Regions from separate parts of the Mus musculus genome. Here region 1 is linked to region 2. Evidence: chromatin loops called from intact Hi-C (ENCODE). Cell type or tissue: heart. All regions are shown on one strand.

Region 1 (4,000 bases), 490 kb before region 2:
CAGACAGGCATCTGCAACTTCACTCCTGTTTGACCCCCGCCTCCACCCTTATCTTCTCTCCAGTCTGTAACTTTATTTCCTCTCCGTCTCAGGAAAACTCCTAAAATCTCACTAGGTACTACTTATACCTATGGCCTACACTTATCCATCTTTGTAGTTGTTTTGAATCAGTCTCGGCAAATTGCCTAAGATGGCTTTGAACTGTGGTCCTCAGCCTCAGACCCCCCCAAGCTGGCTGGAAATTACAGCCCCGCAGACGCGGCCCCAAGCCTAGATCGCTCGGGTTACGAAGCCCGAGCTGCTTTCCCGTCACGACGCGCCGCCCGTACCAGTTCATGAGGCTGAAGTAGTCACGAGTGGGGTCAGGAGGCTGCAGAGCGCGGCAGTGTGAGCAGAAGAACTCATCCCCACACCCGACTTCCCTTGCGTGACCGCAGTTCCAGCACTGCGGTGCAATGCTCTTCCCCGCGGCGGCATTGCTGCCCAAAAGTCTCCTTCCCAGGAACCCTGCCAGCCGCACCTCCCACACACCCAGCAGGGCACGGGCTCCGCATCCCCACATTGGGACGGCCGCTCGCTGACCTAGGTAGCAAGACCCGAGGGAAAGGAGGAAAGACCGTCTCGCTGCTGATTGGTTAAGGGAGTCGAGGAGGCGGGATTAGCCGCGGGAAACCAAGACGTCGAGTCCCGTTCTGCATGTTAAACTACAACTCCCAGCAAGCCTTGAGACTAATCGCGGCAGTCATCTTCGGGCTTTCTTACTGGTCCTGCCGGGGAGGAAGGCTTTTTGATTGGTTGAGGGTGGAGTTTGTATCCGTAGGTTTAGCGCCACTCCACTGGCGGAGGCTGTGCAGTGTTTGCGGCTCCTGGTGGTCTCACGCGGTGAGTCATAAGTGGGAAACTTTAAGTGTTTGAGGAGTCGAATACCGTTCTCATGCTTCTTGTGCAAATGGGCCCTCTGCAGCTTCCGCTTTGTCTGCTTTCTTGTGCGAGCGAGGGGGCGCTGTGCATAGTCAATTCTTCCTTTTTATCTGCCCTTGGGGCGCGCGGGGGGGAAGCGGGGGGGAAGTTCACTTTCCTTGTTCCTTGTGAGCTGAAACAGGTCTGGGCACATAGGAAGGCACAACGCCGGGCTGTTCGTTGCCAGAGCGAAGTAGTTTTCATAACGAACATTATAAATGTTCATGCCAGCCCCTAGATGGCTTTCCCCAAATACCTACTGAGAACCCGATCTTCGCTGCTAGGCTCTGCAGGAACTGAAGAGGGTACGTCTGCATACTCAGCATACGTGAGGGGTAGGATGGCAAGGAATGGATAGGAGACAACCAAGCCATTCTCAGCTTCTGTACATGAAGGAAGATGGTGTAATGCTTTGTAAGTGGCCTCTGGAATTCTATTCATAATCCTGGGATTTTGCTATGGTCACTTTTTTTTCTCCCCACTCATGAATGGGCCTGTCTTTCATTTTGAGGTGGTCATAATGTGCCCGTTCCTTTAAATTTCTTTATGTATTTTTTTTAATCACGTGTCTAAGTCTGTGCAGTGCGCACGGGGGCCAATAGAGGGCATTGTATCACCAAGAGCTGGAATTACAGGTGTTTGTGATCTTTTGGATGTGGGTGCTGGGAACTGTACTCTTGACTCCTTAACTGTCTTCATTTTGTATGTTTGACAATACTGGGAGTGGGATCCAGTACTTTGCTTCTGTTGGAGAAGTGATGAACCATCTACCATTGAGTTATAGCAGCCACATGACTAATTTTGGGTAGAGATTTACTTTACTTTTAATTATGTTATCTGTGTGGGAAAGTGCAAGTGTGAGCTCTGGTGATTGCAGAGGCCAAGATCCACTACAGAGCCACTGACTTTGGAGTTATAGGAAACCTCGAGCTGCCAGATTTGGTGCTGAGAACGTAGGGAAACTTGGGTTCTGCAAGAATAGTATGTGCACTTTCCTGCCGAGTCCTCTCCTGCTCCCTCCCCTTCTCCACTCTCGAATCCAGAGCCTTGTTCCTTATTGTTGGACTCTTGTTTTCGAGGTCGGATATGAAGAGTCATCATCAGTCCCACAGCAGCACCTCCTCGAAGGCTCATGACAGTGCTTCCTGTTCACAGTCCCAGGGTGGCTTCAGCCAGCCCCAAGGCACTCCTTCTCAGTTGCACGAGCTCTCACAGTATCAGGGTTCGTCCAGCTCCTCTACCGGCACAGTGCCGTCCTCCAGCCAGTCCTCGCACTCCAGTTCTGGGACTCTGAGCTCGCTGGAGACAGTGTCTACCCAGGAACTCTGTTCTATTCCTGAGGACCAAGAACCTGAAGAACCTGGTCCTGCCCCTTGGGCTCGGCTATGGGCTCTTCAGGATGGATTCTCCAATCTAGGTAAGGCACTTTGTTATATGATATAGTGTGTGTTCAGAGAAACAGTTAAAGAAGGTGGTTAGGAAAAAAAAAAAGAAGGTGGTTAGGTTGTTGCAGCAGAAGTCTCAGGGCCCCTGTGGTAGAGTTTATCTCCTCCTGGTGGCCCTGTTCATACTGAAGATCAGATTTAGGCCTTACACATAGTAGAGAGCTCTTACATTGAACTACATCCAAGGTCCTATCCCTGGCTACCTTATTTTTATTTTTAAATAGAATCTTGCTAAATTTCATAGGCTAGCCTCAAATTTTTCTTTTTTCTTCAGAAAAAAGATTCTATTGTAGCCTGAGTTAGCCTTGAACTCACTATGTAGCTCAGCCTGGCTGTGAACTTTTGATCTTCCTGCCTCTACTTCCTAAGTGCTGGGTTTATAGGCACACATTTTTATCAGGCTCTACTAGTTTGTTTGTGAGACAAGGAATTCTGCAGCCCAGGTGGGCTTGGAACTCACAGTGTAGTTCCTTGGGGCCTTGAACTTGCATTGATCTTGTCTCAGTTGGGATTACACATATCGACCATATGTGGTTCAAATTTATTCATTTGAATGTGGAGACCTAGCTCATTCTGAGACAGTTTTGAAAGATACTTGTATTAGTCAGGGTTCTCTAGAGGAACAGAACTGATAGAATGAGTATGTATGTATGTATATATAGGGACTAATTAGAGTGGCTTACATGCTATGGTCCAGCTAATTCAACAATGGCTACCCAGGGGAGGTGTAAGAATCCAGTAAGAATCCAGGCAGGATGTCTTAGTTGGTCTTTAGTATACATTACTATCTTGTAGAAGTATGCTCTAGGGGGTTGGAGAGATGGCTCAGTGGTTAAGAGCACTGACTGCTCTTCCAAAGGTCCTGAGTTCAAATCCCAGCAACCATGGTGGCTTGCAACCATCTGTAATGAGATCTGACACCCTCTTTTGGGGTATCTGAAGACAACTACCATGTATTTACATATAATAAATTAAAAAAAAAGTATGCTCACTAGTGCTCAGTGAAGGAATGAACTTGCCAGTAAGAGCGAGATCAAACTGGCAAAGCTTCCTTTTTTCATGCCCATTATATAGGCTGCCAGCAGAAGGTGTGGTCCAGCTTAAAGGTGGATCTTCCCACCTCAAGAGATCTGGATTAGCCCAGATGTGGTAGTAAAAGGAAGCAGAGGCAAAGTGAGCTCTGAGTTTGAGGGTAGCCTGGGAGTTCCAGGATTGCTAGGGCTACACAGAGGGACTCTGTCTCAGAAAAACAAAACAAAACAAAACAAAAAAACCCCCAAACTAGGGGACAGGATCTATTAAATTGGTTACATGATATGGCCTGAATCATCCATTCGTAGTTCTCTTCATGATGGAGAGAGTTAAGACTTAGGAGCTACTCAGTCCACAAGACTAGATGTCTCAGCCAGGAGTGCCAGTTTGGCACTGACAGCCTGGAGGATTCCTAGAGAGCGAGCTGATCTTCACTTTGTATTGGAAAGAAGCAGCGAAGGGCAGTAGCAGAAATCATGGCATAGAAGCACTTGCCAGCAAGAAGCGAAGGCAAGCAAGCAACACTTTTTCCCTTGGACCTCCCTGTCTTGGCTTGTAGGAGG
Region 2 (4,000 bases):
GGGAAGTTGTGGCTTCCCCCTCTGCTTAGAGCCACGGACATCACAGGAAACCGTGGTGGCGGGGAATGTTCAGCTGTCATACCTGAGCCGGTGTCCCTTGTGCAATTTCAAGTGTGACCCATTTTGTTGTTGCTGTTCTTCCTCGGCCCTGGTTTAATTTCAGATTCTTAAAAGAAGCAAAAAAAAAAAAAGACGTTAAGTTAGCTGTCTAGATTCCTTGCCTGTATTAACGTCAACCTTGTAAAAATCACTAACAAGGTTTCTCTACTTAACACTGCCCAGATTCTATTTTCTGCTCATATGTAATTTTTTTTCCTTGCCCATTCCAGCATTACAAGACCCCTTGTTCCTCTGTCGCTCTGTATGTTGGCTTTCCTTCTCTTTCTGCTGACTCGAATGCTTTTTCCTCAAATCAGTAGCTCACCTTAAAGGTCTTGGGAAGTGTGTATTGTTTGTCTTTCTGACTGTTCGCCCTACATTGTGCAGGATACTCACTCTGATACCTCCATTTTTTTTGGATCAGTCTTTAGTACATAGCACATCTTCAGCCAGCATTTGGTGTTTTTAAAGATTTGCCTGTTTATATGTGTATTTAAGTGTTTGCCTGCGTGTGTGCATATGTGCTGCGTTCATACAGTGCTCTTGGAGGTAGTAGTAAGAGGGCATTAGGCATTGGATCCCCTGGAACTAGAGCAAGAAGTGAGCCACCGTCCATGGGCTGGAAACTGAACCCAGTTACTCAGAGCAGCAAGTCCTCTTAGCCGCAGAGCCATTTCTCCAGCCCTTCAGCAAACTCTTGTTAAATGAATTGGTGACGATTCTTTTTCACTTTTAGGAGAACACTTTTAATTACATTTGTATGGAGAGGGGTGTACAGGGTAGTACACCGAGTGCTTTTGGAGGTCAGGGGACAGCTTTCGAGTCAGTTCTCTACTCCTATTAGGGTCCTGCACCTGAAACTCCAGTCATGCCTTTGCCTGCTGGGCCATCTCTGGCCTGAAGAAGTACTACTTTTTTTTTTTTTTTAGTGACAGGGAGTCTGAAAAAAGGCTTACTTTCGCATTCTGCACACAGCAAAGATTTACACTTAAAACATAATCATACTACTGAACTTTGAGTTTATGAAAACTTTCTTCCAAGTAATTTTAACAATGTATCTTGTAAACATCACCTAACATTACTCTAGTGGCAGATATTAAAACAGGAGAATATGCGATAGACAGGAACTGACTTGTGCCAAGCTACCTAGGAAGAGAGATGCTAGACTGACTGCACATGAGGCATCTAGTGGCTTTTAATTTATTAGTTACTTCCTGTCTTCAGAATGTGAGTTAACTCTTGAGTTAACCCTCTCTGACAGTGTGTGTTTGTACCTCAGTACAGATGTCCCTAGAGGCCAGAGGATCCAGTTGGAGCTGGTGCTAGAAAATGAGCCGAGGCCCTCTCTGAGAGAGCAGTACCTCTTAGCCATCTCTCCAGTCCTGTGTTTTGCATACCTTTACTTTATGAAGGAAGGTAGCAAAGGCTAATGTGTATCTATCATTTAATTGTTTTCATCAGAGTCTCTCTTAGCTGTTTTTTTTCCTCCTCCTAGATTTAAGATAAAGACAGTTTACTGTCTATGTCAAACACGGTGTGAGTACTCAGTGCTGTAAATGAAGTGACCCCTGCTGTCAGCTCCATCCAGTGACTAGATGGTTCCTGTGTGGGGAAGTAAAATACCTTGGCACATGTTGGATGTCTTAGAACTTTTTTTTCCTCTTTTTTTTTTTTCGAGACAGGGTTTCTCTGTGCAGTCCTGGCTGTCCTAGAACTCACTGTAGACCAGGCTGGCCTCAAACTCAGAAATCCGCCTGCCTCTGCCTCCCAAGTGCTGGGATTACAGGCGTGCGCCACCACTGCTGGGCTTTTTTTTTTTTTTTTTTTAAATAGCTTTCAGGGCCAAGTGTGGTGACACATGCCTTTAATACCAGCCCTGAGAGAGGCAGGGCTTTTGTGAGTTCCAGGGTGGCCAGGGCTACCTAATAAGACCCTGTCTCAAACAAAATAGAAGAGGAAATGGCTCTGAGGGTGGGCTCATCCCTTCTGTTACAGAGCCACGGACGACTTCGTTAGTGTAAGAGGCCTGGTTTTAAAGCATTTGTTGGTGGTTCTATTTGGAAAAAAAAAACACTGAGGATTTTCAGAGTAGTTTGTGGATTTGATTTGTCCTTTTAAATGCCGTAGCCACTTTGTTTATGAAAGAGTGTTCTGAAAGTGTTGTCAAACAAAAATAGGCTTCTGTTACCAAGTGTTAAAATTACCCATCTCTGGTTGTTTGGTTGTTGTGAAACTTTGTGACAATCCCCTTTCCTCCATCCCTTCCTCTACAGTCCTGCATCTTGGTTCAGTCCTTTGGTAACTCTTGGAGTGCTCCCTAGAAGTGCTCCCTAGAAGACCTCTTTCCCAGCTATCTACAGATGATCTGTGGCTGGGGTCAGCCACAGCTGTGTCACTCTTGGGGAGATCCTCTGGCGTTTCTGTTGCTTCATTAATGAACTTTATTCTTTCCCTTTTTCATGACAGGGTTTCTCTGGCTGTTCTGGGATTTACTCTGTAGACCAGGCTAGCCTCAAATTCAGAAGAGAGTCAGCTTCTGCCTCCTGAGCGCTAGGATTAAAGGTGTGGGCCACCATCTTCTAGCTGAACCTAGTATTAGAGGCTCTGAAAAGTGGGATCCACCCTAGCTCCCTCTCACTGCAGTTCTCCAGTTTACACCCTGTGTAGTGAGACAACGTTAGTGTGCACTGTAGGGGCAGCGGTGAGAGGTGGGATGTTTGTTTATGGGAGGCAAGTTTGTGCTCCACAAGAAATAGAAGTTTGGAACTTTTCTGACCTGAGTGGTCCTGGTCTTTAGATCACTGTTACACAGGGTGATTGTGACCTATAGTGGGGAGGGAGTAGCAGGAAACCTGTTTTATAGAAATCAGGGATTTCCTTGTGAAAAATGATGCTCTGCTGGAAACAGTCCAGCTGTAGACTCCGAGTCCTCATCTTGTGCTATGTTGTTGTAAAGTGGATCTCCAAAGATTACCTTTGCTATCTATGTTCAGTAGCACATACTTGGACAGATCAAGCTCAGCTCTCCTTAAGCTGGCCCTACCTTGGGAAAGAGTATGTTATTTATAATGTGCAGAGCTATCCCTGAACAGAAGTCACTGCTTATTCCAAAGACACCTTTACTTTCGTCTCACAAAACTTGAATAATAAGGTTGTGGAGGGACTTTTGGAAAGATTCGTTCATGAACTTCAAAGCATGTTTGTATTCTGAGAGAAGTATTGTCTTAGGGTTTGTATTCCTGCGCAAAACATCATGACCAAGAAGCAGGTTGGGGAGGAAAGGGTTAATTCAGCTTACATTTCCACATTGCTGTTCATCACCAAAGGAAGTCAGGACTGGAACTCTCATAGGGCAGGAACTTGGAGGCAGGAGCCGATTCAGCAGAGTTGTGCTGCTTACCAGCTTGCTTCCCCTGGCTTGCTCAGCCTGCTTTCTTAGAACCCAGGACCACCAGCCCAGGGATGGCACCACTGTTAATGGGCTGGGCCCTCCCCGATTGATCACTAATTGAGAAAATGCCTTACAGCTCTATCTCATGGAGGCATTTCCTTAAGGGAGGCTCCTTGCTCTGTGATAACTCCAGCTGTGTCAAAGTGACACACAAAACCAGCCAGTACAAGTATCAAAAATAAAATATGCACAGGGTTAGAGAGTTCAGTGGCTAAGAATACTCCTGACTGCTCGCTTAGAAGACCCATGTTGGGTGCTTCCGACCTCCTGCCCTACTGGCCAGAGACCCCATGCTCACACACATAAAAATAAATCTTTAAAATGCACAGCACACATGGCAAATGAAACTGTACTAAAGACCTCATGGGTGTGTTCTGACCAGAGAGTCTGCAAATGATGAACTTGTTCATGCTTGCACATCACCAAAGGAAGTCCCTGCACAAGAACCAA

The links. Hi-C counts contacts between places; a loop is a spot of excess contacts. Peaks named below come from ENCODE experiments on the same cell type or tissue, not always from the same donor. Only the 100,000 strongest peaks of a DNase experiment are listed, where the experiment ranks them.
Region 1: it touches region 2 in a loop (6-fold over the local background); 6 of 42 quality-filtered maps call a loop at or near these places.

The regions. Positions count from the first base shown.
Region 1 is chr5:110,839,167-110,843,166 of GRCm38, forward strand. It overlaps Hscb (HscB iron-sulfur cluster co-chaperone), which reads right to left and starts at 611. Exons shown (of 6, transcript NM_153571.2): 1 at 330-611. The coding sequence starts at 562. Chek2 (checkpoint kinase 2) reads left to right here and starts at 817. Exons shown (of 15, transcript NM_016681.4): 1 at 817-882; 2 at 2,040-2,377. The coding sequence starts at 2,047. In heart, CTCF peaks have their summits at 887 and 1,551 (motif pointing right); a DNase peak (open chromatin) is centred at 685; H3K4me3 peaks cover 2,243 bases; H3K27ac peaks cover 1,593 bases.
Region 2 is chr5:111,331,254-111,335,253 of GRCm38, forward strand. All of the region lies in intron 1 of Pitpnb (phosphatidylinositol transfer protein, beta), which reads left to right. Among named protein-coding and RNA genes, the nearest start is that of Pitpnb, 2.6 kb to the left of the region's middle. In heart, no CTCF peak of the experiment used is centred here; no DNase peak of the experiment used is centred here; H3K4me3 peaks cover 853 bases; H3K27ac peaks cover 229 bases.